Linked DNA regions of Homo sapiens: region 2 is linked to region 1. A link is a loop called in an ENCODE intact Hi-C map of the cell type or tissue named here. Cell type or tissue: heart left ventricle. All regions are shown on one strand. Each heading gives the region's core, and the rest is flanking DNA. Links, peaks and the distances in the headings are about the cores only.

Region 1 (2,926 bases), core at 189-2,688:
GCTGGGATTACAGGCGTGAGCCACCACACCCGGCCCAGTTCTCATCTTAATCTAAGGCACTGTATTCTAAAGAACAAGTCTACAACCAAGCTACTTGTTCATGTAATCATCTGGGAGTGGAAGATGGTCCACAAAGATAAATTTACAAATCAAATAGTGGTTATGAAATGTGCTGCCACAGGAAGACTCTTAGGAAATGCAAAAATAAGATAGGCTAAGGAAAATCAAAACAAGTAATCAGTTGAAATAAAGGGCATTGTGTGAAAACATAAGAAAAAGGAGTAACATGCTATGAGGATTTAATAGAAAGATAAGTAAATAACTCCATGGCAAGAAACTGGAATTAAACAATAGCAATTTCCCTCACAGGTCACACTCAAAACGCTGTTAACCTTTATCTCCTGTGCTGACTGAGACAGGAAGAAAGAAAAAAGGGAGCAGTCTGGAATGAATGAGAAACACAAAGAATGACTAGGCCAAAAAGGGAGAAGCTGGCAATACCTAAGGATAAACGGCAGAGAAGTTCAAGTGTGTAAACTCATGAGTAAATCCATGTAGGGGCCCTAGGGAGGAGAACTCTAGCTCTCATCTCAGACCTCCTGAAAGCAGCCATCAGTGTTATTTTAGTCTTGTTTTTGATGGCAAACCCTTACTGTTGCCCAAGGTCATGACCTTCAAGGGGGCAGTAGTTCACTAATATCCACTGGAGATGAGAATGGTTTGCAGACCTGTAATTAGAATAAAATGTGTAGAGATTTTTTACACGGGTTGTCCCAAAAGTGACTTTTTCTCCAGACACAACCCGGTAAGTGTTTTTCTGATGCCTACTTTTTCATTATAATGATGCCTCAGGGAATCCATGAAGGAAAAAGAAATTCAATCTGGCTATGAGTAAGAGTGCTGCTAGAAGAGCTTAACATTCTTTAGCACTTTTTTCTCCCTCAAAAAGGAAACAATGGACTTAAGTGTTTTTAAAAATGTGCTGACTTCTATCAGGGTTTTCGGATAAACTGATAGGAAGGCTACGGCTCCTAGGCCTTGCCCACTGGGCTTGGAGAGAAAATTCTCCCCAAGTTGGGTCCCCTCCTCTAAACAGGATTCAGTTCAAGGAGCTAGCCTCCCCTAGATCTCCTCCAAGTGGATGCACTCAGATGAGAGGCGCTGGTCTCACCATGCTCCCCTACTCCAGGACCTCCCCTGAAGGCCTGGCCTCATGGGTCCAGCCGAGAGGAACTCTACACAGTTATTTCTGGCCAAGAGTCATTGGCTCCAACCCAGCAAGAAAATATTTCCTGATTCTTTTTTATTTTCAAGCTAAGGTCAAAAGAACTTTAGAATCCAACAGAGGGTTTTCCAGTATCTTTCACTTGTTCTGTGTGCAGGACAACAGCTTGAAGGAAAGGAGGGTTCCTGTTCTCACTTTGACAGATGGCATGTCACACCTCAGAAAAAGGGGCTGAGCAGAGCTATCACAGGCACTGTGAAATTATATGAATAATCAAAATGTTTTCTTTGAGTGGCCATACAATGACTTTCTTGTGAAAAAGTCAGAGACTAGTCGGGAAATGTACTCAAGAGTCTAGACTCTTTCAGCTACCACTTATTTAAAAGAGGAAGGAAGGCCAGGCGCGGTGGCTCACGCCTATAATCTCAGCACTTTGGGAGGCCGAGGCGGGTGGGTCAGGAGTTACAGACCAGCCTGGCATATGGTGAAACCCTGTCTCTACTAAAAATACAAAAATTAGACAGTCATGGTGATGTGCGCCTGTAATCCTAGCTACTCTGGAGCCTGAGACAGGAGAATTGCTTGGAGACAGAAGAATTGCTTGAACCCAGGAGGTGGAGGTTGCAGTGAGTTGAAATCGCACCACTGGACTCCAGCCTTGGCGACAGAGTGAGAATCCATCTCAAAAAAAAAAAAAAAAAAAAAAGCAAGGAAATGAGGGTGCAGGAGTGGGGAAAGTAGTGGTAGGGTGGGAGCTGAAAATTGTCCTGGTTCGGAAACAAATTGGTCTTAGGGAAATGCAAGTCAGAATGACAATGAGATACCGCTTCACACCCATTAGCATGGCTGTGATTAAAAAACTAACAACCAAACAAACGAAAAAACAGAAAATAAATATTGGTGCAGATTGGAGAAATGTGAATCCTCTACATAGGTGGTGGAGTGTAAAATGGTGCAGCTGCTGTGGAAAACAGTAAGGCTATCCCTCAAAACACTAAATATAGAATTATCACGTGACTTGGAAATGCCACTGCTGAGCACGTGCCTCAAAGAATTGAAAGCAGAGACTTGGGCAGATATCTGTATACCCATGTTAATAGCAGCATTACTTAATAATACCCAAAACAATCCAAATACTCATTGATAGATGCACGGATAAACAATATATGGTAAATAGGCATATTGAAATATTATTCAGCCTTAAAAGAGGAGGAATTCTGAAACATGCTACATGAAAGAACCTTGAAAACAACATGCTAAGTGACACAAGCCAAACACAAAAGGAAATAGGTTGTATGAGTCCGTTTATGGGAAGTATTATGCCTAGCATAATCATATTTCTAGAGACAAAAAGTAGAATGGAGGTTGGAAAACTGAATCATAACAGTTTTCCAAATGTACAGCCCTCTGGAGGGAAGGGGAAATAGGGAGTTATTGTTTAATGTGTACAGAGCTTCAGTTTGGGAAGAAAAAAATTCTGAAGATGAATGGCGGTGATGGTTGGATTATAGTGCAAATGTACTTAATGCTACTGTACTATATGCTTAAAATGGTAAATTTGATATCCTTTAATGTGGTATATTTTTGCTAGATATACACACACAGATTTGGTAGCTTCACCAAAAGCAGAGTTTCTCCACTGCCGTTTATATACCAATGCCACCCTCGGGAATCTTCAGTTATGACATTTCTATGTTCAGT
Region 2 (2,926 bases), core at 141-2,640, 240 kb after region 1:
ACTAAGCTGTATGGTACAACCCATTCATCTTAGGCTACAAACCTGTGCAGCATGCGAGTATACTGAATACTATAGGCAACTGGAGCACAATGGTAAGTACTTGTGTATTTAAATGTATCTAGAAATAGAAACAGTACAGTGAAAATATGGTATTATAATCTTATGGGGCCACTATCGAATAAGCAGTCCATCATTGACTGAAACTTCATTATATGGTGCATGACTATGAATAATGAGATATCTTGGGGATGGGACCCAAATCTAAACACAAAATTCAGTTATGTTTCATATGCAGTTTACACAGATAGCATGAAGGAAATTTTATACAATATTTTAAATAAATTTGTGCATAAAACAGTTTTGACCGTGACCTATCACATGATGTCAGCTGCGGAGGGTTCCACCTGTGGAGTCATGTTGGTGCTCAAGAAGTGTCAGATTTTGGAGCATTTTGGGTTTCAGATTTTTCTTTATTAGGGATGCTCAATCTGTATGACAATTATACCTCAAATAATTTTAGTAACTGATAATTGTGTCCCGTAACTGTGTGCCAGGCACCTTTCTAAGTCATATATGGACAAACTCACTAAATCCTTGCAATAACCCATGAGGTGAACGCTGCTATTATTCCTATTTTACAGATGAGAATACTGAAGCACCAAAAGGTTAAAAGATTTTCCTGGGGTCACTTGGCATATCAGTGGCAGAAGTGGAACTGAAACAGGCTTCCTAGCACCAGAGTCTAGGCTCCTAATCATTCTACCTATCCTAGAATCATTGCCTAGGTCTTGCACTATACATTTTTAAGAAATTGTGGTGCATTTATCTTTCAAAAATGGGTAAGCATTTTCTTATATTTTTGATTTACACAATATAACAAACCAGCACATATTATAAAATTGTGTTTAAAAATACAAAGTGTGACATTTATTTGGTTAGGCTAGGATGCCTTTCATTTTATAATCACAATAATTTTTTAAAGGGTTAGGCTTCGTGGACTGAAATTCTTAAAGAAAAAAAGAGATAAGATGAAGAGAAAAAAGCAATGGATAGTAAACAGATTTTTCAAAATTCTGATCCACATGAGTGAATGACATTGTAAATGGATATGTGATTCTTACTAGGGTACACTCACTCATAAAATTGAGATTGAAAAAAGAAATTCTCACAAGATTACTGGGCCTTCCAGGTTTGATAGGAACCATAAAAACAGGAATATATTCCCAATATGCTTTTTCCTTATGAGTTACTTTTGTTGAAAAGAAGATTCACAGCCAAAAATTCCTGAGTAGTACTCCCAGTCCTGACACTAACTTGTTCAGTGACCTTGGCAAGCTGCCAGTCCGCTGTGATTTCATTTCCTCCTCTGCAAAATTAGCAGAACACTTACCTACATCCCAGATGTTGGAAGACTTAATTAATGTCAACGTTTGTGTAAAAATGAAATGCTGTTTACCCAATAAATGCCTCGTAATCCAGATTTTTTACTCACACTTTTGGCAGGCACCATAGAGTAGAGAAGAAAAAACATTAACTTAGTAAAATAGTTGTTATATCAGGGACTCTTGAAACTTTCCCTGCAGTTTATTAAAATTGGGCAATAATAATAGTACTCATCAAAAATCATTTGTTAACCCCCCATATGGGAATGGTTTCCTGCATATAGTTTACCAAATTTTACATAAGTTACAGTTGTTAAAAATTGATAGCTTCATGTTAACACTAGTCTCCTTACAGAGATGTGCTAATAAGGATAAGGTCATGGGTTTTAGCACCAGTGAAACTACTGTCCCATTCTGCTCCAAGGTCAGAGACAAAACAACTACTCCATCAACCTGACATCTCAGAAATGCATAGCATGAATCACAGAAAAACTAAAATCGGTGAATCAACATGACTCCATCCACGTTTTTAAGAAAACAACCTAGTGTTCCTGTCTTATTTTTTGCCTATCTTATGTCTACCAACACATGTAATTAATCGTTCTTCAATCATAAATTTAAATCATCATTTATTGAGTGTACACTATGTGTGAGGCACTGCACTAAGTAAGCACTGGAAATATAGTGGTTGACAAGACCAAAACTGTCCTCAGTATCACAAAACGTACTCTTAAAAAAAGTATAAAGGCATTAAGCAAGTATGTATAGTAAAATGTTGAATGATCATGACGGAGAAAGTTCAGGGAGACCTAACATTTTTATAGAAACCAGCAAATGTCTCTCTAAGGAGGCGTCATTTCAGCTGTGATTGGATGGTGGAGAAGAGTGTGGTCCAGGCACAGAGAATAGATGCACAATAAACTATGTAAATGAGAGAAGGCATAAGGTTCAACTTGGTTATATCTCATGGGGAAGTAGTGTCAGGAAGGAGAAGCACTTTATCCTAAAGATATTGGGGAGTTATAGAAAATTTTTTTATGCAATGATGTGAAATGACTCTTTTTTTAATCTCTGTAAAGGGTTTTGGAGACCAGATGGGAGGAGAACACTATGGGCAGAAGCATAAGTTAGGAGGTCATCAAAATCATTTCATAAGAGTTAGGGGTAGCCTGATGAGGGTGGTAGCAGAGGGAATGTAGAGAAACAGATTGATTGGACAAGGGTTTGTAAAATAGAACCAGCTGAACATAGATCCTTATTGGGTATTTGGAAAGGGAGTGAAGAAAACGGGCTGATAAAGGAAAGTAAGAATGAAGGAATACTCCAGGGTCTAGACCCTATTCAGGGTCTATTAACAGAGCTAGGGAAAGCTGAGAGTAAAACAGCTTCAGAAGGAAGATGAGTTTCATTTCAGACTTCTTCAGTTTTCAATGCCTGAAAGACATCCTAGGGAAGATAGTCCAGAGGATATTTAATATATGGGTCCCAAGAGTATTCAGGCTGGTGATAAAGACTTGGGAGTCTTCAATATACAGATTGAAAAT

What was found. A loop is a pair of places that touch in the nucleus more often than their neighbours do. Peaks named below come from ENCODE experiments on the same cell type or tissue, not always from the same donor. Only the 100,000 strongest peaks of a DNase experiment are listed, where the experiment ranks them.
Region 2: a loop joins it to region 1, with 2.3 times the contacts of the local background. A loop is called at or near these places in 2 of 110 quality-filtered maps.

Annotation. Positions count from the first base shown.
Region 1 is chr10:36,488,104-36,491,029 of GRCh38, reverse strand. No RefSeq gene overlaps it. Among named protein-coding and RNA genes, the nearest start is that of LINC02630, 590 kb to the right of the region's middle. In heart left ventricle, for the core only: no CTCF peak of the experiment used is centred there; a DNase peak (open chromatin) is centred at 1,189; H3K27ac peaks cover 1,675 bases.
Region 2 is chr10:36,252,830-36,255,755 of GRCh38, reverse strand. No RefSeq gene overlaps it. Among named protein-coding and RNA genes, the nearest start is that of LINC02630, 360 kb to the right of the region's middle. In heart left ventricle, for the core only: no CTCF peak of the experiment used is centred there; a DNase peak (open chromatin) is centred at 1,325.